Regions from separate parts of the Mus musculus genome. Here region 2 is linked to region 1. The links are chromatin loops, found by intact Hi-C in ENCODE. Cell type or tissue: heart. All regions are shown on one strand. Links, peaks and the distances in the headings refer to the core of each region. The heading gives the core; the rest is flanking DNA.

The links. Peaks named below come from ENCODE experiments on the same cell type or tissue, not always from the same donor. Only the 100,000 strongest peaks of a DNase experiment are listed, where the experiment ranks them.
Region 2: it touches region 1 in a loop (2.5-fold over the local background); 9 of 42 quality-filtered maps call a loop at or near these places.

The regions. Positions count from the first base shown.
Region 1 is chr12:69,692,198-69,703,946 of GRCm38, forward strand. It overlaps L2hgdh (L-2-hydroxyglutarate dehydrogenase), which reads right to left. Exons shown (of 10, transcript NM_145443.2): 7 at 10,006-10,173; 8 at 9,087-9,244; 9 at 7,289-7,420; 10 at 1-299. The coding sequence ends at 104. Among named protein-coding and RNA genes, the nearest start is that of Sos2, 16 kb to the left of the region's middle. In heart, for the core only: a CTCF peak has its summit at 4,740 (motif pointing left); no DNase peak of the experiment used is centred there; H3K4me3 peaks cover 71 bases.
Region 2 is chr12:69,641,290-69,653,038 of GRCm38, forward strand. It overlaps Sos2 (SOS Ras/Rho guanine nucleotide exchange factor 2), which reads right to left. Exons shown (of 23, transcript NM_001135559.1): 3 at 9,311-9,442; 4 at 7,163-7,327. Among named protein-coding and RNA genes, the nearest start is that of Gm31679, 22 kb to the left of the region's middle. In heart, for the core only: no CTCF peak of the experiment used is centred there; a DNase peak (open chromatin) is centred at 5,122.

The DNA.
Region 1 (11,749 bases), core at 1,574-9,573:
ATGGTTTTCAAATTGTTTTCTTAAATTCTAATTTTAAAATGCAGCCGGTAGACCCTTGTTGCTGACGTGGGGACTGTAATGCAAGCACAGTTCCCTCTGCCACTCATAACTTAAACCTTTGCTGTGCTTCCTCTGCTATCATTCTAGAAATTGCCAGGGAGGAAGTGGCAGCAGGCGAAGGCGCATTTCTCACATGAAGGACGCGGTCTGCAATCTCGCCAGTCCCTCCGTCAAACACAAAATCCTCTACCAGATTTCCATCTCTGTCCAGGGCCTGGGCCCGTACTCCAGCAGGACCTCTGCAAAAGCAAAAATAACGTGATAAGCACCTGAGCCAAGATGCCTACAAGCTTTCAACATATTCGTAAGGCAACCAAGTCTTGATCCTAAATGCAGTTCTGTGGAAGCGCACTTAAGTCATGTTTAGCAAGAGGCTGTGGAGGACACTCTGGCCAACTCAGAGCCTTAGCTCGAGCAGAATGGCTATTCAGTAACAGTGTAACAAATCCTGCCACATAGATATCCAAGCAATTCATTACTTGTAAATAGCTCTTCTTCCCAAAAGTAGCAGGCAAATTCACATTTAATTGGAATAGATGTCTTTATTTAAGATCATAAGCTTACTCTAGAATTCAATCAGTGGCCACAGCAGACTTTTCACAAAGCAGTGGGTAGGAGCTGGTCCCAGCTGCACACTCCAACTAGGGTGCTGTTTTTTTAAATTATGTTTTGATAAACTATTATTAAAATTTATGGAAAAAAAACCTAGTACACTCTAAGTTGGAATTTTTAATTTAATAGCTTAACCTCCAATATAAGGAAAACCTCCAATTAATTATAAAAAGATGGCAAGTATAAAAAAATTAATTGAGCAACATGTTAATATTGTAGTGAGTCAACTCAAGTTCTGATTTTTTTGTTTGTTTGTTTGTTTGTTTGTTTTTCATTTTGGTTTGAGCCAGGGTCTAACTATGTAGCCCTGGCTGTCACTCTGTAGACCTGGAACTCTCTCTGTAGACCAGGCTGGCCTCAAACTCACAGAGTTCACCTGCCTCTGCCTCCTGAGTGCTTAGACTCCATCACTCGGCCAGCTTTATTTTATTTTTTAATTTTTTTTTTTTTAAAGAGAGGGTCTCATGCAACACAGGCTGCTCTTGAAGTCCATGTGCAGCCAAGGATGACTTCGAGCCCTTTTAAAATTCACTTTAAAATTTTTCACTTATACTGGGGTAGGCTTAAGAAAAGGAAAAGGGATGAGGTGAAGTGACAGGTAGCTGATGGTTCCTGTCCCTTGCTGGGCAGAGGAGGAATCCTGATCACAGGCTCTTTGACACTTTTCCCTCCGATTCGCTGCTCTGGTACTCAGGCGCACGTGAACACTTGCTTGCAGACCATAGCCCAGCGCTTCCTGGCCCGGGGCTGCTCATTCCTCTTGGTCCACTGGGTCTGCCACATGAGCCCTTCTCACCCCGCTGGGCTGGGCGCGCTGGAGCTTATCCCCGCCCCTGCACACTATGGCCACACACTGTCTGTCAGATCCTCCCCAAACTCCTTCCCAACCGGAAGTCCGTGATGTAGATCCCAAAAGTGCTTAGTGTGGGGATGGTCATACGGTTGCCTTTCTGCGCGATCTCTTTGTCTGGCTTTGGCAAATCCGCCGAGCTGACCTGGAGGCCACACAGGTATTCCTCAGAATTCTCACAGATCAGCATCTTCCAGTACCTATCCAAGTTCACAGGCATTTGGGGGACTGACTGTGGTTGGTCATGGTCACATGGTCAGCTACAGAGTGGGAGGGAGCACTCTCAGCACTGAACCTCCTGATCCTACTCTACACCCTGAGAGCTGGGATTACAGGTGTGGGGTACCGTGTCCAACATTCTGCTTTATAACCACAGGAAGGATTTTTTTTTTTTTTTTTAGATTTAGAATTCTGCTGTCTTATAAAGTAGTTAAAAATTACAGATGAAGGGCTGGAGAGATGGCTCAGCGGGTAAAGGCACTGACTGCTCTTCCGAAGGTCCGGAGTACAAATCCCAGCAACCACATGGTGGCTCACAACCACCCATAATGAGATCTAATGCCCTCTTCTGGTGCGTCTGAACAGCTAGAGTGAACTTATAATAAATAACTTAATAAATAAGACTTAAAAAAATTACAGAGGAAATTTGAATTAAATGTGTTTAGAATCCAAAATAATCTCCTTTAAAAGTGTTCACATTCCAAAGCATAGCATGAAAAACAAAAAAACCAAACCTATCTGTGCATCATTAAGACACAAGGAAGCCAGGCAGTCATGAACAGTTTCTGTTAATTCTGGAGCAACCCCCATAAAAGCCTGAGGATACAAAGAGAAACATGATAACACAGTCCTTAGAACTCAGCCTGGCTCAACAAGGACAAGGACAAAATCAGCCACTACTGACCAAGCACTTCACGTACTGGATCATCTCCTCTCCTTACAACTGCCGAGGGGCTGGTGTGGTGCATAAGTAACCTCAGAGGAACACAAAGAGACTGAGGACCGTCTGGAAGCACTGAACTACAAGTGTAAGAAAGTGCACGTGAAGGTGAATGATCAACTCTGGGGCCGGGAGGATTCCCGATGAGCCTCAGAGACAGCAGCGGAGCACAGGAAAAATGGCACTGAAACGGACACTTGTGAGGACAAAGACACATACTAACGTGGGGTCCTTGTTTGCAATCTGTACAGCTTATGAACTCATCAGTGGCACTCCTTGATTCTCTCAGCAAAGAGTGCAGCTGCTGGTCAGAGTGCCAGTGAGCCTTGCTGTCCTGTCCTTGTGTCTTCCAGGGGACAGTCATTGGTGCTCAGTCCTCTGTGTAAAGTCACTTGCCTCAGTACAGAGCTTCCAACTGCATATTCCTCATTACTGCTAAGCCTGCTGGAGTTAATGCTGATTAACCACAGCAAGGAATATATCTACAGTTTTCTCCCACATAAAGATAAGTTATTTCTCAATACCTTGGGCCTAAGTGTCCAAAATCTGTAACTCAAACTAAAAATAAACCTCTATGCTTTTCTTAAGACCCGACTATAGTTAACACCAGCATGGAATGTCCAAGCTAACAAATGCCTCTTGTTTTGGCCTCAGCATCTTCGGAAGCCTCTGCTCTCTCCTACATAGTACTGCAAGTGCAGCCTTTCCTTTCAGAAGACTTCAGCCTGAGGTCAGCACTGGAAAATGAAACCTTAGAAAACATAAACCAAACCTGCCTCAAGGGCAGACAATGTCTTGTACAACACCTACTTCTCCTCCATGTCTAGACTTGAGTGTTACAGTTCATAGACAGTCAATAAGCTATGCACTATATTTTTAACAATTTTTTAAGCAAAACTAAAAGAATGATTTCACAAACTAAGAACTGTGGACTCAATTATATAAAAGCTATGAAAACTTGTAACTGACATCTTTGGCTGGCCCTAAATAGGATAGCCAAGTATGTATAAAGCTCATGTTGGGACTACTGCCAATCTAAATGTGTAATACCGAGTGAACATGTGTAACTTGGAGTGCTGCTATGGAGAAGGGAAACAATTCCAGCCTAATTTCCAGACCTGAAGGAGCAGTTATTTTCCTTCCTAATCTTTAACAAAAATGCATTATGAGAGAATATCATTGTTATCTAGGCTCATCTCTCCTTATTTTCTGGTAGGTGCTGGGTATGGAATCCTGTACCTTGTATGTACTGGGCAAGCACTCTATATGCCCAGTGTTAGGGACGAGAACATTGTGAGATCCTATAAATGTCCTGTGAGAGATGACAGAATACCAGCAGTCTAGACTGGGGGCAGAAGGGATATACTTTAGTTGTTAAATTTCCAATTCTGTACAGTATCCGAGGATTCTCATCTGATTCAGAGGGCTTTATGTGAGGAAACCCCAGGGATAAGTGTGTCTAAGGGCGTCCCTCTGTACAGGGTTTTCATTTGATTCATCAGGTATTCTGAGGAGAACTTTTTTTTTAAAAATGTATAAAAGCACAAAGAACTTCTGTATATGAATTACTATTATCATTTTGTATGACAAACTTTTCTCCCCCCCACCCCCAAGACAGGGTTTCTCTGTGTAGTTCTGTATAGCCCTGGCTGTCCTGGAACTCACTCTGTAGACCAGGCTGTCCTCGAACTCAGAAATCCACCTGCCTCTCACAAAGTTTTCAACAATTATACAAACATAACCATTCTTGTTTTATCTGAGGAAATCCCACTCAACACTCAGGTTTTTCCAACGATTTAAGGCACACCCCTGAAGACACCATTTCATGCCAATGTGTATGAAAACTATGATTATTAATAAAGTAGTACACACTTAGTATTGACAATATTCAGCCTATATCAACCAAACTGGCTTTAACTTTTTACTCTCTAATTTACAGACAGGGACGGGGGCAGGGAGTAGTGAGGGGAGAAAATCATCAAAATGTACAGTATGCTTGTATGAAATTGTTAAAAAAATGAACTAAATGGCTGGGCAGTGGTGGCGCATGCCTTTAATCCCAGCACTTAGGATGCAGAGGCAGGCAGATTTCTGAGTCCGAGGCCAGCCTGGTCTACAGAGTGAGTTCCGGGACAGTCAGTGATATACAGAGAAACCCTGTCTCAGGGGGAAAAAAAAGTTTCTTACATTTTCTCTTTAATTTTGTAGTGTGACATTTACCTAATTCACTAGACTAGTGGTTCTCAACCTAGGGAAATCCTGCCCCCTAGAGGATAGCGGCAATATCTGGAGACATTTTGGATTGTTACAAATGGGTGGATGGGTAAAGTCCATGGGTATTAGTAAATAACCTGCAATAAGCTAGCCAGGCCTCACAGCAAACAACTATCCAATACAAACGCCAACGGCACCAAGTTACAGAGGTATCTTGCTATCTTGCTTTTGCATTTTATAACATAGTATAGCTTCCATTCCTGGAAATGTTATTTTTGAATCACTTAATAAGACATTTAACAAAACAATACACGAGAAGTGGGGGATCATTGCCTATATGACTTCATCTTTTTACTTCCTTACAGTGCTAACAGTGTAACACGTGACTCAGAAAAGAGTGAGAGGCGCTTAGAATTAACATAAAGGCCTTAGTGACAATCACGTATCTTGTACAGCTCATGCATGTATCTGACAGATAACAACTTCACATTCCAGTCTAATGCACCACAAATTGTTGTTCACAATGCTTTGCTGAACAATAAGAATGTAGATGCATGACCTTCGGTAGCTCCTGATGCTCTCGGCACAGTTTTAGAGTAATACCTCTCTCACGCGTGGCTTCCATCAGCTTGCTCCTTTGCAGCACTGCGGATCTAACTCAGGACTGCTTGGATGTATGGCCTGTTAGACTGCACTATCTAACATTTATGCTTATGACACAATACTGGGTTGCATGACAAATAAGACAGGCAGGACTGAGGCTTCAAGCTGTGAAAAGCTCTATTGATCTCATCATTAAATATTTCAGGCATTTAATAAGATATTAATTAACAAGATATACTCTAATGAAAACCGGAGATAATAAAAATAAAATAAATAAAAAATCAATTAAAAAGCAGAAAGAAATCTATGTGGTATTTGCAGATTCTGATCTTCCGTTCCCAGAGGCAGCCACTTTTCTGAGTCAGGTATTTATTAGTTTTATGACTGCTTTTTATTTTCACAGTGATCTACAAATAATGTGTGATATTTGGCTTGTTTTTCAACTCATACAAATGATATCAAATATATATTCCTTGTTTTTAGTAATTCCTGAATTTACCAGCTGGAGGAACCAGAAGAAATCAAGAGAAGGAACAAATAGGGTCACTAAACTAGCCATATCAGCATCTGTGTCTCTAAAGGGGAACTCCTCTGTGATTGAGTTGACTGTCTCCACATGCACCTGCAAACAGGTTTGCCTCAGACTTCTATCAAACTGTGGTAATGAATATAGGTAGTGAACTCCCTGCCACAGTTTTGATACAAAATCCCACATGCCCAGCCACCTGATTTAACCAGCCTGTTTTCAGATTTAAGACATTCTAAGTCTACAACTGTAAACCAGAGAAAATAAAAGACTTTGTTTATAAGTAAGCACAAGAAAACAATGCCTCAATATTTTTACCCCTTCCATTTCAGAAGGAGAGTGGGAGAGATGAGAAAGGAAACGTGAACTGGGTACTTAACAGTCCCTCCAAGGAGTCCATCAGAATGGCCTCAGAATGACACAGAGACAGATTTAGAGAAGATCTCCCCCTGCCAGCCCCTTAAGGGAAACAGCTGACATGACTGTCGCTCTGCTAATACAGAGTGGAGCTCACGGACATATTACACCAGGCTAGTTTCAACAGCTGCTCTACAGCACTGTGGAGGGGGATGCTACAGTATGAGCACCTCGAATACACCGTGGATTAGGTCTGACAACTGGCACGGACACTAAAAATATCCCCAGGGAGGACAAACACATAGGCTTGATGAGTTCAGAAGAATCTACACAGCAAGTCCAGAAAGTCTCTAATTCCAAGAAGAAAACACCAACAAAGCTTTCCTGACACCCCTGAGCAAGGATTTAGAACAACTATAGCCGGGCTACATCCTACTTCTATCCTACAAGCAGAGTCCAAGTGGACAGAAGCACAAGTAGTGGGCGGATCCCAGTGATGCAGAGCGTGCCCCGCCCGAATCTGCGTGAGTGAGTTTGATTCCCAGCACCCACTATGGGCAGCTTACAACTCCTGTAGTTCCAGTTCCATGGGCTCCAATGCCTCCGGGTTCATGTGCACATGAGACCACACCTCTCCACAGACATACACAATTAAAAATAAAATTAAAAATTTTTAAGTTGAGAAGACGAAAGGCAAGTATGTGTCTAAAGGGTTTTTAAGACTCAGTCAAGGGCTGGTGAGATGGCTCAGTGGTCAAGAGCACTGACTGCTCTTCCGAAGGGCCTGAGTTCAAATCCCAGCAACTCAAATCCCAGCAACCACATGGTGGCTCACAACCATCCGTAAGGAGATCTGATGCCCTCTTCTGGAGTGTCTGATGACAGCTATAGTGTACTTACATATAATAATAATATAAAAAAGACTCAGTCAAAGTGGCACACAGAGAAACCCTGTCTCAAAAACAAAACCAACAAAATGGACAGATGAGTCTGAAGAACTAAAGGCTATGATACAGTAGTGCAAGAGGGATGCTAGCCTCTTGGGAAAAAGAGAGCAAAGATTCTGAGGCTGTGCCATCTGAGCGAGGGCTATCACCAGCCAGGCCTCCCTCTCACATTGCCTTACCGAAGGACATCGCTGATGGTGATTTCAGGAATGAACTTTTGAAGATGCTTCACTGTTTCACTGAGAAAACAGGCTTTATACATTTCATTAACTCCATAAGAGAAATGCTGGAACACCAGGTTAATGAAGCCGCTAAGAATGAAGGAAAGAAAAAAAACACCCTTGAGATAGAGGAATCTTTTATTACTATAAAATATCTATACGTTTTAGAAAAAGTTACATAGTAAAGAAACTTTTGGCTAATATAAGGAGAGGAATTCACTCATATTCAAAATTTATAAGGAACTCGACTTCAGAATGGTAGTCTTGCTAGTGTTCAGGCTTTCTAATGCTTTCAATACACTAAAGAGGCGTCTTTAAAACAGTGCGACACTTACCCTAGTTTAGTCTGGCAGAGGCACAATATTCTAGTAGTAGTTCTTAAGTGAGATTCTGTACACATGCTAAGAAGGTCAACCTAATCCTCTGTTAAGAGCCTGCAGAGGGTAAAGCCCATACATAATTTAAAATGCTTTCCACTGGTTGTATATAAACTCTTCTGAAGAGAAAGACTGCTAAACAGACCAGCGGGCTGGGAGAAAGCGCATTTGGTAACTATGTGTTTGCCAAGCATACTCAAGAAGGTGAAGGAGAAATAGCCCCCTGGGGCTTGCTGGCCAGCTGGTCTAGATGAATCAATGAGCTCCTAGTTGAGTGTGTCTCCAAAACAAAATAAGGAGGATAATGACTGAGGAAGACACCTGGTTGGCAACTCCCCTAGGCCTCACCTGGTTGGCAACTCCCCTAGGCCTTGCCCAACCTGCCAGGTACAAGCCAAACCCCACTCTTCCTGTCTCTGTCTCCCCCCACCCCCTTTTAACCAGGCCCTTTCCCTTCCTCCAATAACCTTCCCTTTGTACTGAACTATGGTATGGCAGTGACTCCTCAGGGCAGCACCCTGGCCAGGCCCACTGAGATGCTCCCTCCCACTGCATTATACCGCCATTTATAAAGCACAACACACTTGACATCAAACTATGGCCTACACATACACATGCATGTGGCACACCCACACACATGTGCATGCACACAGGAAAACCCAAATATAAGGCTATTTCTTAGAACAGTGTCATAAGTCTATATGGTATCAACCTTAGATACACACACACACACACACACACACACACACACACACACAAGTGTATGTGCCATTTCATTAGTAAATTTTATCTAACAGCTTACAAAACAATGGTGACTAGCTTGAAATGGTCTTTTCAAAGTTGTTTCTGGTCTTTTAGTAACATTTAAGATATGAACTACCAGATTTTATTTTATTTTATTTTTGTTTTTTGATACAGGGTTTCTCTGTGTAACCCTGACTGTCCTGGAACTCACTTTGTAGACCAGGCTGGCCTTGAACTCAGAAATCTGTCTGCCTCTGCCTCCCAAGTGCTGGGATTAAAGGTGTGTGCCTCCACTGCCTAGGACAAGAAACTACTTTTATTTATGAATGACTTTGGCCTTACTTTCCTTTTAGCTAAGACGTTATTACCCTGGTTCATCAAAATCTTTTGTGAGGCAGTAAAGCATTACACTTGGAAAAACCCTCTTGCTGGTATGTACAAGGTTCTGCCTTCAATCCTTAGCATCAAAACCAAATAATCAAGTTTATGCTTATTACAGAAAGATCTTAATTGGGAATAATAAACAATAACAGTCACATAAATGAAGGTTTAGTCTATCAGAATATCAAAAACTTCTGGAGTTAAAAAAAAAACCAAGTACATAAAATCTTCTTAAAGGTGACAGACATTATTACCTTTTGAGAATTACTTCCATAACATCTCTGGCATCGAAGTCAAAGGGTCTGTAACCTTCCCGTTTAAAGGCAAGCACTGCATTAGGCCCTAGCCAAATAGTGCCATCCAACCTGGGCGTAAAGTGAACTCCAAGGAAAGGAAACCGGCTGTCTGGGACCTGCAGACTCAACACAACGATGAACGGTTAGCACAGTTCACGTTCCCGTGTACTGCGCACACAAGCATCTAACTGGTGACGTAAGAGAGCTCCTCCCACACATTTGAACGCGTCACGAGCTGTATTCAGGGAGGATTCTCTATTAACACACATCCTGTTTTTAAATGCTAGTGACATTAATATATATTGTTCCACTTATCCATCTTTCTGGGAAAGGGAGAAAAGATGAACTGTCATAATCTTGGCTCTTTCTCCTATAAGAGAGGTCTGTGACTGGCAGGCAATTCATGGCTGCCGGGAAGAAATGTACACATCTCCAGCCTAGGCCTCGGGGAAGTGAGCAGCAGCAGACAAGTCAGTCACCAGTGGAGCCTCCCATTCTCCCAGGGACTGGCTCATCAGCAGGGTAACCGCAGGCAGGAGAGCGCGCGCTCCATATACACACCCCCAACTTTTACCTCCTGGAACTGGAGCAGCCATAGCCCCCTGTTCCCAGTGCACTGAAGGCATCAGTATTCCTGCTGCTCTCCCACAGGGGAGGGAGGAGCTGGTTCTTGTACTCCAGGGTGTACTCGTGCTTTCAGAGACATGTGACCCACAGAGCAGAAGGCGGCTTTGGGAACAGACCCACAGCAGGCAGATGATATTATGACGCACACAGCCCTGAAACCCTTTCTAAAGCAGGTAAACATTTTTTATTTTCATTTCCTTTGTGGCTCCGACTAACTTGATAGTGAGAAGACAGAAGGATCATTACTTACCGGATAAATATTTCCTTTTACAAGGTAGCCCTTTTCTGGCTTTAAGACCAGGTAATCTCCCCGGAATGGGACAATTTGAGGGTCAGGATTGCAGCCACTCAACTCTGAAATACGGTCAGAGTAAAGACCAGCACATGTGACAACATATCGACACCGAATCTCCTTTCCCTGGAACAAAATAAAGACGCATGGTTAGTTTCTAAACATGAGAAAGAAAATGTGGCAGCCCTTGTCTGTGGGTGAAACCTTAAAACCCAAAACACGGGGGCTGGTGAGATGGCTAAGTGGGTAAGAGTACCTGACTGCTCTTCCGAAGGTCTGAAGTTCAAATCCCAGCAACCACATGGTGGCTCACAACCACCCATAATGAGATCTGATGCCCTCTTCTGGTGCGTCTGAAGACAGCTACAGTGTACTTACATGTAATAAATAAATAAATAAAGTGTGTGTGTGCACCACCAAAAAAAAAAAAAAAAAAAAGAAAAACCCAAAACACTACAACTGAATGAGGAATTAACAGAGGTTGCAATATAGAAGATGGGTAAAGGAAGTTTGGGTTTAATCAACAAACTATATGCACGTATGGAAACAACACACTGAATCCCATTATATAGTCCATATATGCTGAGATACTTTTCCAGGGACTGGGGGTGGCAGGCATTCTTACTGTATAGCCCTGGCTAACCTAGGCTACCCACACACACATGCACACGCACATATGCTTGTATAAAGGAATAAATAGGTCAAAGGGGAGAAAACAGATGCTAAAAAATAAGGATAAATACATATTTTTTTTTTCTGAAAGAGCAAATTCAATGTAACTATCAGCAAAACTGGACCCTCTTTTATAAAACGTACAAAAATGAATTTGAAGCTACACATAGTGGTAAATCCCTACAATACCAGAACTTGAGTGGCTGAAACAGAAGGGAGTTCAAGGCCAGCTTGAATTACAACACACCCCAAACCCCAGACCAGTTAGGGCCACTTAGCAAGCAAGATCTTATCTCAGACAATCAAAGAAATTTTTTGAAATGGAGTCAAGATTTAAATGTAAAACCTGTGACTACAGAATATGGAAGGTGCTCCCTGGTACTGGCACTGGTGACGGTTTTTGTAGAAGGGTCACCACAGACACGAGTAAAAGAAGCAAAAACGAACAAGTGGACTACACCAGACTCAAGGTTCCTGCACAGCAAAGGCAAAGCTAGAGCAAGCCATCCACCCGACAAGGGTCAATCCCGAATACATAAAAGGAACTCAAGAACTCAACGGCCAGAAAGTAAGGGATCCGATTTCAACTGGGCAGTAGAGGCATGCGTGCACCTTTAATCCCAGCACTTGAGAAGCAGGGGCAGGTGGATCGTTATGAGTTCAAGGCCAGCCTGGTCTACAGAGCTAGTTCCAGGACAGCCAGGGCAACACAGAGAAAACCTAGAACAAGACAAACAAAACTGGGGAAAGGACCTGAATAGTCACTCCTTTCAAACACATGCATACATTACCAACGGGTAATGAGAAAGGAGCTTGACCCCAGAATCATCAGAGAAGTGCAAGTTGAACCTCTTAGGACAGGGCATAGAACTGCATGCCTTTAATCCAGCATTTGAGAGGCAGAGGCAGGAGGACCTGGTCACATAGGAAGCTCCAGCCTGGCTAGTCCTACAAAGAGAGACCCCTGTTTCAAAACCCAAACCCAAACAAACAGAGCCTCAGGAGAGCCTCTCACACTTGTGGGAACTAA
Region 2 (11,749 bases), core at 1,157-9,156, 51 kb before region 1:
GGTTAGGAATGCTTACTGTTTTTGCAGAGGACCCAGGTCTAGTTCCTAGCGCCAACACCAAGTAGCTCACAACCCCTGTGACACCAGCTCCAAAGGATGCCTTTAGCCACTCTGGGTCCCTGTCTACACATGGTGCACAGAAACTGATGTAGGTATACATATACATATACATATACATATACATATACATACACATATACATGTTAATTTTAAAAAAGGGTTCAGGATGTTCCAACTAGTAAGAAAGAAACATGCTCCACTATGTTCATAGCAGCCTTATTTATAATAGCCAGAAGCTGGAAAGAACCCAGATGCCCCTCAACAGAGGAATGGATACAAAAAATGTGGTACATTTACACAATGGAGTACTACTCAGCTATTAAAAAGAATGAATTTATGAAATTCCTAGGCAAATGGATGGACCTGGAGGGCATTATCCTGAGTAAGGTAACCCAATCACAAAAGAACTTAAATGATAGGTACTCACTGATAAGTGGATATTAGCCCAGAAACTTAGAATACCCAAGATATAAGATACAACTTGCAAAACACATGAAACTCAAGAAGAACGAAGACCAAAGTGTGGACATATGTATCATAGCTGCATATGTATCAAAAGATGACCTAGTCGGCTATCACTGGAAAGAGAGACCTATTGGACTTGCAAACTTTATATGTCCCAGTACAGGGGAACACCAGGGCCAAAAAGTGGGAATGGGTGGGTAGGGGAGTAGGGGGAGGGTATGGGGGAACTTTTGGGATAGCATTGAAAATGTAAATGAGGAAAATACCTAATTTAAAAAAAAAAGGGTTCAGGAAAGATATGAGTGGGGAAGGGGACACATTGGGGACACCTGAAGGAATGGGAGGGAGGAGCTGGGGCTCCTGATAGGGTTCGAGGTGCAAACGATCAAGGTGCAGTTCTAGGGAATCTAAAGCCATCTTTTGAGCTTTGCAGGTACCAAGCACATACATACAAGCAGGTAAAATACTCACACACATAAAAATAAATATATTTTGTTTTTTTTAAAAAGGGAAAAGAGCTGTCAAGATAGCTCAGCAGGCTGCTGGTGGCCAAGCCTGACAATGAGTCTGGTCTCCAGAACTCACATGGGGGAAGAAGAGAGCCAACCTCACAGGTTGTTCTCCGACCTTCACATGAATTACATATAAAAACACTAAACAATTTTATTATTTTAAGAGTTCAGGTGGAAAGAAGAAAGGTATATCCTTGAAAAGAAAGTCCTGTTAGATGAGAGAAAATTATGATAATTAAAGATAATATTCATTCATTCAGTAAAATGTCTGCCTGTCACCAGAACTGCACCAACTCTTGGTGAATTACAGCAATAAATAAAGAACCCACCTTCTTGCCCTTGATGGGTGTCACTCAGGAGCGTTTACAGCTTCTTAGTTCTCCCCACTCACCTCCATTGCTATACTGCTTTTTGTTTCAGCTTAGTTTTTCCATCTGGTTTTGTTGTGCTTTGCTACTTGAGAGATCTAATACTCTCTGACTTCTGTGGGCACTACCTGTACTTACATACATACAGGATAAATATTCATAACCCTTCAAAACAAATGGTGTGGCTCCCAAAGGCCGTGTGTTATAGACCTGGTCCCTAGCCATGAACTGCTGGGAAGTATGGACTCTTTGAGAGGCAGGGTCTTGTGGGGATAAATCACTGGCAGAGTATGGCAGACGTGGGTACTGGACCTCACACTCTGCTCTCTCATTTTGTGTCCTGGACACCATACAGCAAGCAGCTCACTTTGCCTTGTTCTCTGACCACAGTCCAAAGTACCAGATGCACGCAAGCAATGACGGGGTCCACATCAGCCTTTCTTCTCTTTACATTCATCTTTTCAAGGACGGTGTTTTGTAACATTAACAGAAAACTGAGAAGGACTAACATGATATAGCACAATCCTTAACTCCTAAGTTTAAATGTTAAAGGGGTCAGGCAGGTGCTGTGTAGTGTTTCTTATATAAGAAACAACAAAGCTCAGGGCAAACTGGAAGGCACATACACCAAAAATCAAAGTTTACTGTTCAATACCAAGTATTTTCTTTTTGAAAAAAGTCTGAAGTCTAGATTTTTTAATGTGAGTGAGATCTGTAAAATTTGTCACTGCTTTCAACTTACTATCACCAACTTGCCAATACCTTCGTATCACTCCCCAGTCCTGCTGCCACTTAACTCATACGTCCTCCTCAGTCTGCTCACTTCCCCGTATTCCTGTCTAAACTATCTTCCTCACACAGTCAATCCCCACTCATCTCTGCATCACTTAGTGCAAATGAAAACCTCACACAGATTTCAGAGCCTCCCTGACTCCCACTGCTTACTAGCAATCTCCTATCTTCTATGCAATACCTGCCTGACCCCTTTAACATTTAAACCCAGGAGTTTGGTATTGTGTTATATTATTCCTTTTCTCAGATTTCTGTTAATGTTACAAAAACTATCCTTGAAAGGATCAATGTAAAAAGAAGAAAGACTGATGTGGGCTCACCGTGAAGGCTTGCTTGCACCACAGAACTGCACTATTTACACTGATATTTCTGTTCATGTCTTCCCTAATTAGACAATAGCTGTCTAAGGATTTAAAAACATGCACACACAAAAAAAGTGTTTGCTTAAAGGGTTTGTATATGTGCAAATGTTACAAACTATTCTAAAGGCCCAATGACTGCAGGAGCTAAAAACACAGCACAATAGCTAAGCAATGAAGGCGCATGCCTTTGATCCCAGCACTTGGAAGGCATGCAGGCAGATGTCTGAGTTCTAGGCCAACCAGAACTATGAAGTGAGTTCCAGAATAGCCAGGAAAGAAACCCTGTCTCAAAACAAAACAAAACAAAACAAAACAAAACAAAAAACAAAAAAACCCAAATAAACAAACAATCCTGCACAACACAAAGCATTTCTGAAGTCATGTTCAAAACAAGAACAAATAAGCAAAGTCAAGCTGGGCATGACAACAATCCTACAACTCAGCGATTTCCAAGACAAACATGAAGCTATCTTGGGAATTTCAGTTAAACCTTCTATCAAAATAAAAGAAAAAGGACTAGCGATGTGACTCTGCTGCAGAGCTTGCTTAGTGTGTGCTGGCTCAATTCCTAGTATTACAAACAAACAAGTGATGGATGGATGGATGGATGGATGGATGGATGGATGGATGGATGGATGGATGATAGAGAGAGAGGGAGGGAGGGAGGAGGGGGGCACTGAAACAGACACAATATTACCATGCAAGGAAAAGACAGATAACCCAATTCCTACCATTAGGCTAACAAGTTAAACTTCCCCAGAGAAGCACCCTCCCTCTCTCCCATGGGAAGCAGCAATCTCCCTTAGCATACGTTCCGCTCTCAGGGTATAAACCCTTTCCTCAGTAGTGACCGTTACTACTGAGATGGGATTGTTCTCAGTAATCTGATGTGCAGAACACTTTGTAACAGTCAAATACGACTTTTATTTTTAAATGTAAAAAATATGTTCTCTTTTTTTTGTCTAGAAAATTAAACATCTTTAGAAATCAACGGATTTCTCGAATGGTTATTAAACATATGGTCTATGAGCTCTTGGAACCCATTTAGATTTATAGATCATTCCGTGTCAAATACTCTCATTAACTCATTCCCATCACCAGAATCACAAATACAGTTATTTGCATGTTTAGCTAAGCACATGACTGTCTCTTGTGACAAACAAGAGACTGTGAAAAGGAAGTCTGAAACCGGGATCAGCAAACTACAGTATACATGCCAAATCCTGCCCACTCTCTATTTTCATGAAGTTTACTGGCACACAGCCCATGCTCATTTGTTTATAGCTATTTTTGCTACCAGAGTAGAAATGAGCAGTTGCAAGTGAGCCTGCAACAGCTACCACCTCCCTTTTGTGGGTTCTCGGGGTTGCTGCTGTTTTATCATTCTGAAACAGAGTACTAACACTCAGCCTGAAGTTAGCTGAGACCTGGCTGTGGACAATAGGTTGTCCTTACTTGCAGCAATCCTCCTGTCTATGGCCCCTGAGTGCTCATATTACAGGTGTGCACCATCATACCCAGTTTTTGGCTGGCTCTTTAAGTACATCCTGCTCTTGAAGTGGACACAAGGTAAAACAAGAAAAGTGGTATGTTTTAAACCTAGATGGAAGTCTTTAATTTGTTTAAAATCCTATTCTTTAGCCAGACAATGGTGGCTCATGCCTTTAATCCCAGCACTTGGGAGGCAGAGGCAGGCGGATCTCTGAGTTCGAGGCCAGCCTGGTCTACAAAGTGAGTTCCAGGAACAGCCAGGGCTACACAGAGAAACCCTGTCTCGAAAAACCAAAACCAACCAAACAAACAAAATCTTAATCTTTTTAGATATTTTTATTGGGCAATTTAAGTTTCTCAAACTTATCTATACTTTCAAAAGCTGGATAGGATAACTAAAATGAATTCGAGAATTTGATTTTTTAAAGTATCTTGATTGTGATAACTTTAGAAACAATATGAAAATTTCTGTGGTTAAATTTGAGTTATGCTGATAAATGTTTAAATCTATAGCATGAGTTGAAGAAATCAAAACCAAAGAGTATCTCAGTTAGAAAAGTCCTAAGGAATTCAGATGTCTGCCACCTGGAGTAAGCAGGGTGACAACGGACGGAAAAAGTTAAACTCAAACTGTCACTGAGGGCAGGTAACATCAAGGAGCGGCCATGTGGTAGTCAGTCACTACCATCCCTCAGGGACTGTTCCTGTCAGCTGTACTTTACTCTCAAAATCACTCAGAATGCGATGGGGTACTTCATACTATTCTTCTACCTTTTCTATCAGCTTAAGTCACTTTCAAAGTAATAAAAAGTATGTAAGCTTGATCTTAGAAGTCAATATAAAAATGACAAATTTCTACAATGAAATGAAAGTGGAAAAACTCAGTTTTTAAATTACAGAGTAATAGATCTCAACTACAGTTAAAAAAATAGTTTTTCCAAATAATACTGCAGCTTGGGAGTCTAACTCAGGCTATTTAAAGCTCTGCAAACACCAGTGTTCTCTAAAACTTCCTAGTGAGTCTCACGTGCAGCCAAGGCTGACAACCCCCAGTGTGTACTGGGCCAGGTGCTGATTACTGCCTCTGTACCCTGGATCCACTGGTACACTGTTTACGTCACACTGTCCTGAGTTCCTTGTCTGCGACATTCCATCTCCCACTAGCACACACACCCTTAACATGGGGGCTTCTGCTATCTTCCCCAGTGCTGTGCTTCCCTTGTTCAGGACCAAGCTCTTCCAACGGTGCTCAGAAGATGAGAAATAGGAGGAGGACAAAGAGCAAGGGAAGGAAGAGGAAGGAGGAACGGAAGACTGCCTGTTCCTCAAGCAGCCCTTAGGAACAGGAAGGATGACTCTGTAATCAGAAGAACGGCAACAGAGTAATCAGAGGGCAGGAGCTTTGTTCTGAGCGGTGCCCAGGTCCTACCAAACTGTCTTAAGATAGCAAAGCATGGTCTTCAAAGTTACTAATACTTAAAACTCCAGAAACAGCTCTGTGTGTTCCCTTTGTAAAAATAAAAGACTCGGGCATGTGTAATGGCTCATGTCTAGAAATCCCAGCCCTCCAGAGGCAGGAGGAGCTCATGACTGACACCAGACTAGGCAGCCTGAGTTATATAGTGATACCCTGTCATTAAAAAGCAGGAAAGGGAAATAACTGAATAAAATAAACATTACTTAAAACTACCTTTCACCAACTGATTGGATAGATCCCGACACCTCAACCCTCCTGTATACAAAGCCTCCTGATGGAAACGGAGAACTCTCCTCCCTGCCATGATGCTCAACTCTAGAAATTCCAGATTCTGCAAAACCAGTAATTTTCTGTCTTCCAGCATCAGGAATTACAAAAGTTACTAATATACTGCATGGCATGAATATACACCCCTTCAAGCCCAATAACTGGGAGGCAAAGGCAGGGGAACTTCTATGAATTCAAGATCAGCCTGGCCTACGAAACAAGTTTCAGGCCTGCTGGGGATGCATACTGAGACAATGGCTTTAAAACAAAAAGCAATAACTGGGGCTGGAGAGATGGCTCAGTGGTTAGGAACACTGACTGTTCTTCCAGAGGTCCTGAGTTCAACTCCCAGCACCCACATGGTGGCTCACAACCATCTGTAAAGTGATCAGGTGCCCTCTTCTGGTATGTCTGAAGTCAGCTACAGTGTACTTATATACATACATATACATAAATAATCCTTAAAAACAAAAAGGAGAAGAAAGAAAGGGAGCCCTCCATTAAAAAAAAAAAAGCAATAAGCTAGTTTCTTCATGTACTGAAAACCTGAGGCCCAGTGTGATGGTGCGTGCTGATGGTGCATGCTGATGGTGCATGCTGATGGTGCATGCTGATGGTGCATGCTGATGGTGCGTGCTGATGGTTGTAGCATATTAGAGCCTAAATCAGAAGGATTTTAAGGGTGGTCTCAGCTATACAGTGAGTTCAAGGCCAAGCTGGGCTACTCAGTGAAATGTGTCTCAAATAAGCAGAGCAAGGGAGATGCCTGAGCAAGTAAAGATGTGTGTTACCAAGCCTGGTCCCCTGATCCCTGGTGGATGGAGACAGGATGCCTGAGAGGTGTCACCAGCTTCCACAGGTGCACTGTGTGCGTGTGTAAAAACAATTCCCAAATAAATAGCATGGATAAATGTAAAGAAACCGAAGGCAGAGCTCAGTGGCAAAGCGCCTGTCAGGCACATGCAGAGCCCTGGTTCTGATTCCTAGACCACAGAAGGGACTATTTATATCATGTTTCTAGTACTAGCTTTTACTCTATGTGAAATGTGGGAATTTAAAATATAAAAGTCCTGATAACCTTAAAAAAAGAAACTACCTTCATCACCGCTAATTTTAAGAGAAAAACTAAGCCGGGGTGGTGTCGCACGCCTTTAATCCCAGCACTCAGGAGGCAGAGGCAGGCGGATTTCTGAGTTTGAGGCCAGCCTGGTCTACAAAGTGAGTTCCAGGACAGCCAGGGCAGCCTGGTCTATAAAGTGAGTTCCAGGACAGCCAGGGCTACACAGAGAAATCCTGTCTTGAAAAAAGAAAAAAGAAAAAGAAAAGAAAAACTAATGGCATATAGAGTCACTACTTTTTAACACTTACCTTATCTGCACACATGGACACTTTAATGTCTTGCTGAGATATTTCATAATGCCGGATATTAAAAACATAATTACCAGCCAATTTCAAAATATCTGCTGAGATATACTCCAATACAGCCACAATGTAGAGGGACACATGGTAGTCCACTTTATACCCCAAAACTTCCTGTTTAAAAAAAAGTAAGAATTCAATTCCAAAACAAAAGTGTTGTGAAGGATCAGTCAAATGCTTGAAACCCTGCTTAAGAGCTCAGGGGCCTCACTGTGAAGCCCTTGCCTGACGAAAGCAAGGCCTAAGATTGCACTGTAGCACTGAAAGAAAAATTCTTCTGACATTTTTACTCATAAACATTTAAAAGCAGAATATCTCAATATATGGCTGTCAAAGGACAGTGGTTCTTAACCTGTGCTGTGACCCTTTGAGGGGGGGGGTGGTCAAACGATTCTTCCATAGGATCTCCTAAGACCATCAGAGAGCAGATATTTGCACTACAATTCCTAACAATAGCAAAATTACAGTTATGAAGTAGCAACAACAATAATTTTAGGATGGGGGGGTCACCATAATATGAGGAACACAGGGACACAGTGTTAGGAAGGTTGAGAACCACTGCCGTAGGACATAAAAGTGACAGCTGATCCTAGTATTTTTTATCTTACCAAGAAGAAGAGGAGGTGGAGGGAGAAGAGAAGGGGAAAAGGAGAAGATCTAATGTAATAATGGAGCCTTTCATCAAACATTAACCAGTGATTCTAACAGGAAATCTTGAGCTCTGGTTGTGAGGTTTACTCTCCCTCATCCTCCCACCCATCCCACCTAAGCCCTCTTTCTCTTGCTGTTTAGGAAACAAACAGACAAACAAAATAAGAAACAGAATTTTTACAAAGGCATCACACACATACATACATACACACACACACACACACACACATACACACACACACACACCATAAAAAGACAAAATCAGAAAACATACTTATACAAACAAAGGACATTTCACTAAGCATTATCTTTTAATCTCTGTGGTCTCCTTTGCATGAGTGTCTCTGTGTGTGTGTCCAGTGCGGACGGGCAGGTGGGTGGGGCTGGGTGTGTGTGTTTATGTGTGTGTTGGCGCTGCTTAGTCCGTCAGCTCAATAGGAGGTATAGGAAGAGGGAACCTCAACCAAGAAGAATGCCTCGACCAGGTAGGCTGTAGGCAAGTCTGTGGACTATTTTCTTTATTAATGATTGACACAAAGGAGCCTAACCCAGCTATCCCTGGGCAGATAGTTCTAGGTTGTATTTAAAAGGGGGTGGGGCTAAGGAAGCCATGGAGAACAAGGCAGTGAGCAGCACACTTCTTGCTTGCGGCTCCTGCCCTGGCTTCTCTCAATAATGGACTGTAACGCATTTGCTGACATAAGTCCTGTTCTCGCCAAGTTATTTTCTGGTTGTGGTGTTTATCTCAGGAACAATAAACAAACTAGTATGAGGGAGGCTACTGAAATTTCTACCAAAAGCATTTCAAAGCTATACGCAGCAAGCATATTCTCTAGATTATTTTCTAGTGTCTTTTTCCAATGTATACAGGTTAATTTTAAAACACTCAGTGCCATCTGATATTACACTTTCTTAATAACAAAACTGAGAATCAGGGTCTACCACATTGGAATCGGTAAGAGGTAGTTGTCATTGAAAATTGAAAATTCCACAAGGTATAATATTGCTGTTACTAACTGTGTGTGTGTGTGTGTGTGTGTGTGTGTGTGTGTGCGCGCGCGCATGTATACATGAGCAAGCAGAGAGATTGAGGAGAGGGAGAGAGGGGGGAAGAGGGAGAGGAAGAGGGAGAGAGAGAGAGACAGAAAGAGGGAGAGAGAAAGAGGGGGGGGTGGAGAGAGGAAATGAGCCATGGATTTCATTAGAGTATTTTTATTTTTACTTGGTTCTTTTCTTTGGAGGTGACTGGATAGCAAGCTAGGGTATCCCAGGGTATCACTCATGCAAAGCATATCACTGACACACACCCCTCTCCTCATTTTAATTCATATACATATTACAATGTACATAACACAAATACAAACAGACCATTAATACTATATATATTAATATTATAAAAATATTACTTATTATGAAGAATTCCACCAGTGTCTAATCTTTTATTACCTTCAAGGAAGGATGGATTTTGTCCACAGGTAGTAAGAGAGGATTTCTTCGTTTTCGTTTCTCTATAGCAGATTGTGCATCAGCAATTGCCCATTTATCAATAGGATGAGGAAAGGTCTTTTGAACTCGTTCCTGTTCAGATCAGAGCAGAGCCATTCAAAATCGGAAGTGTTTATAAATAGAAAACTCATATAAAACTCAACCTGATCAGTCTCTTTAATACAAGAAAGTCATGGGGATACAATAAATTCTGATCCCAGGAATAAGAAAGCTTTTTGGTTTTAAAAAAAAGTCACCAGTCATGGCAGACATCTATAATCCAGTAGCAGACTGGGGCTCCAGCCTCATGAACTGAGAAGGGACTAAGTTATTATATCTCCTGTGTGAAGACAGCCACTGTTTGTCCAGCCTAACCCATATCATATAAGCCAATCGAATAATTCCTCTTGTACTAGATATTTATTTTATAGGTTCTGTTCCTCTAGAGAGCCTGACTTTTCCACCTAATGTTATGATTAGAATATAATAGCTTCCACGTAGTCTTATGCATTAGGGGTTTGTTTGCAACCTGATGGGCTCTGGGGAAAGTGACTGGATCCTGAGGACTTTGACCAAAGAATCATTTATAATGGAATTATTTGCAGGTTGTAAAATGGAAGAGGTAAGTCACTTGGGATTGTGTCCTCCAGGCTATTCTTGCTGTGCTCTGTTTCTGTATTTCTCCTTTCATTCCCTGTCTTGCCTCCCCCCCTTCCATCATGAAATAAATGGCCTCAGCAAATGTTCCTACCACTAAGATGCTCTGCCTCATTCCAGACATAGAAACATGAGCTAAATGACCAGACTGATCGCCTGAGCCAGAACAAGCCCCTTACCCTTATAAGTTGTTCATGTCAGGTACTTCACCACAGTGACACAGATGTGACTACTATAAGAAATTGGTACCACATAACCAGGGCCATTACATCGATGATACTACAAGGTGGTTAAGCCTCTGGAAGGGATTGGTATAAGGAAGTCTGGAGAAGCAAACTAGCAAAAGCCTTTGGTGCTTCAGTTAGAACTCACTTCCAGTGAACAGTCAGAAGACAAGATGCTACTAAAATGTGAGCAGTAAGCTGTACTGACAAGATCCAGATGGAAAGGATACTGTTAGAAATGAGACCAGAGGGGGCTAGAGCGATGGCTCAGTGGTTAAGAGCACCGGCTGCTCTTCTAGGGGTCCTGAGTTCAGTTCCCAGCAACCACATTGTAGCTCACAACCATCTGTTATGGGATCCGATGCCCTCTTCTGGTGTCTGAAGAGAGCAAAAATAAATAAAATAAGGCCAGAGCCAGCGGGGCTGGAGCAAGCAGGGCCAGAAAAAATAAAAAATAAAATAAATAAAAATTTTTTTTAAAAAAGAAAAGAAATGAGACCAGAGGTCATGTATGTTATACTCTGAAAGAATCTGTGAATGTGTTCTGAGACTGTAAGTGAGGCTAAATTTTAAAATAATTTAGTAAAGTAAATTTCAAAATAGCATAGCATTCATACTGTAACACCGTTGTTACTGGCATGTTTTAGTCCGGTTTACAATGAAGATCCAGAGCAAAATAGGAGTAGAAAGACTGGGAAAATGTGTGGTTTGATCAAAAAGGAATGCTTTAAAATTTCAAACATGCAAGATTTGGTTGTTTCAAGATTAGTGATGTGATGAGATGGCTCAGTAGTTAAGAGCACTAGCAGCTCTAGCAGTGGATCAGGGTTCGAATCCCAGAGCAAACAGAGCAGCAAACTACCATCAGTGCCAGGGCATCCAATGGCCCCTGCTGGCGTTTGTGGCCACCAAGCATGCATGTAGTACACAGACATACATGCAAGCCAAACATCCATACACATAAAATAAAAATAAATAAATCTTTTTTGAAAAAGTAGTGACATTAAAAACACAAACTGGGGCTGGTGAGATGGCTCAGTGGGTAAGAGCACCCGACTGCTCTTCCTGAGGTCTGGAGTTCAAATCCCAGCAACCACATGGTGGCTCACAACCATCCGTAACAAGGTCTGACTCCCTCTTCTGGTGTCTGAGGACAGCTACAGTGTACTTACATTTAAAAAAAAAAAAAAAACACAAACTAATAAAAACTTCAAGCCCAGTATGCCTGTTCATGCCTGTAATTCTAGCACTTGAGAGGAGGAGGCAGGAGGATCACGATTGAGACTACATAGTAAGTTCAAGGCCAGCCTGTGAAAGCAGCTGCCTTACTGCCACTCCACATCACAAAAGGAAATCAAGTCCTTCATACCTTAGCAACAGGATAGGCGACCTAAGGAGTCTAGAAATAGGCCAGAACCTACCCGCTGCAGGATCAGGGTACAAAGGGTTTAATTCATTTAAAAGACAGGTGCCCCACCCAACCATCTAGAAAGTGCTTTTTAGCTTCAATTGGTTGGGT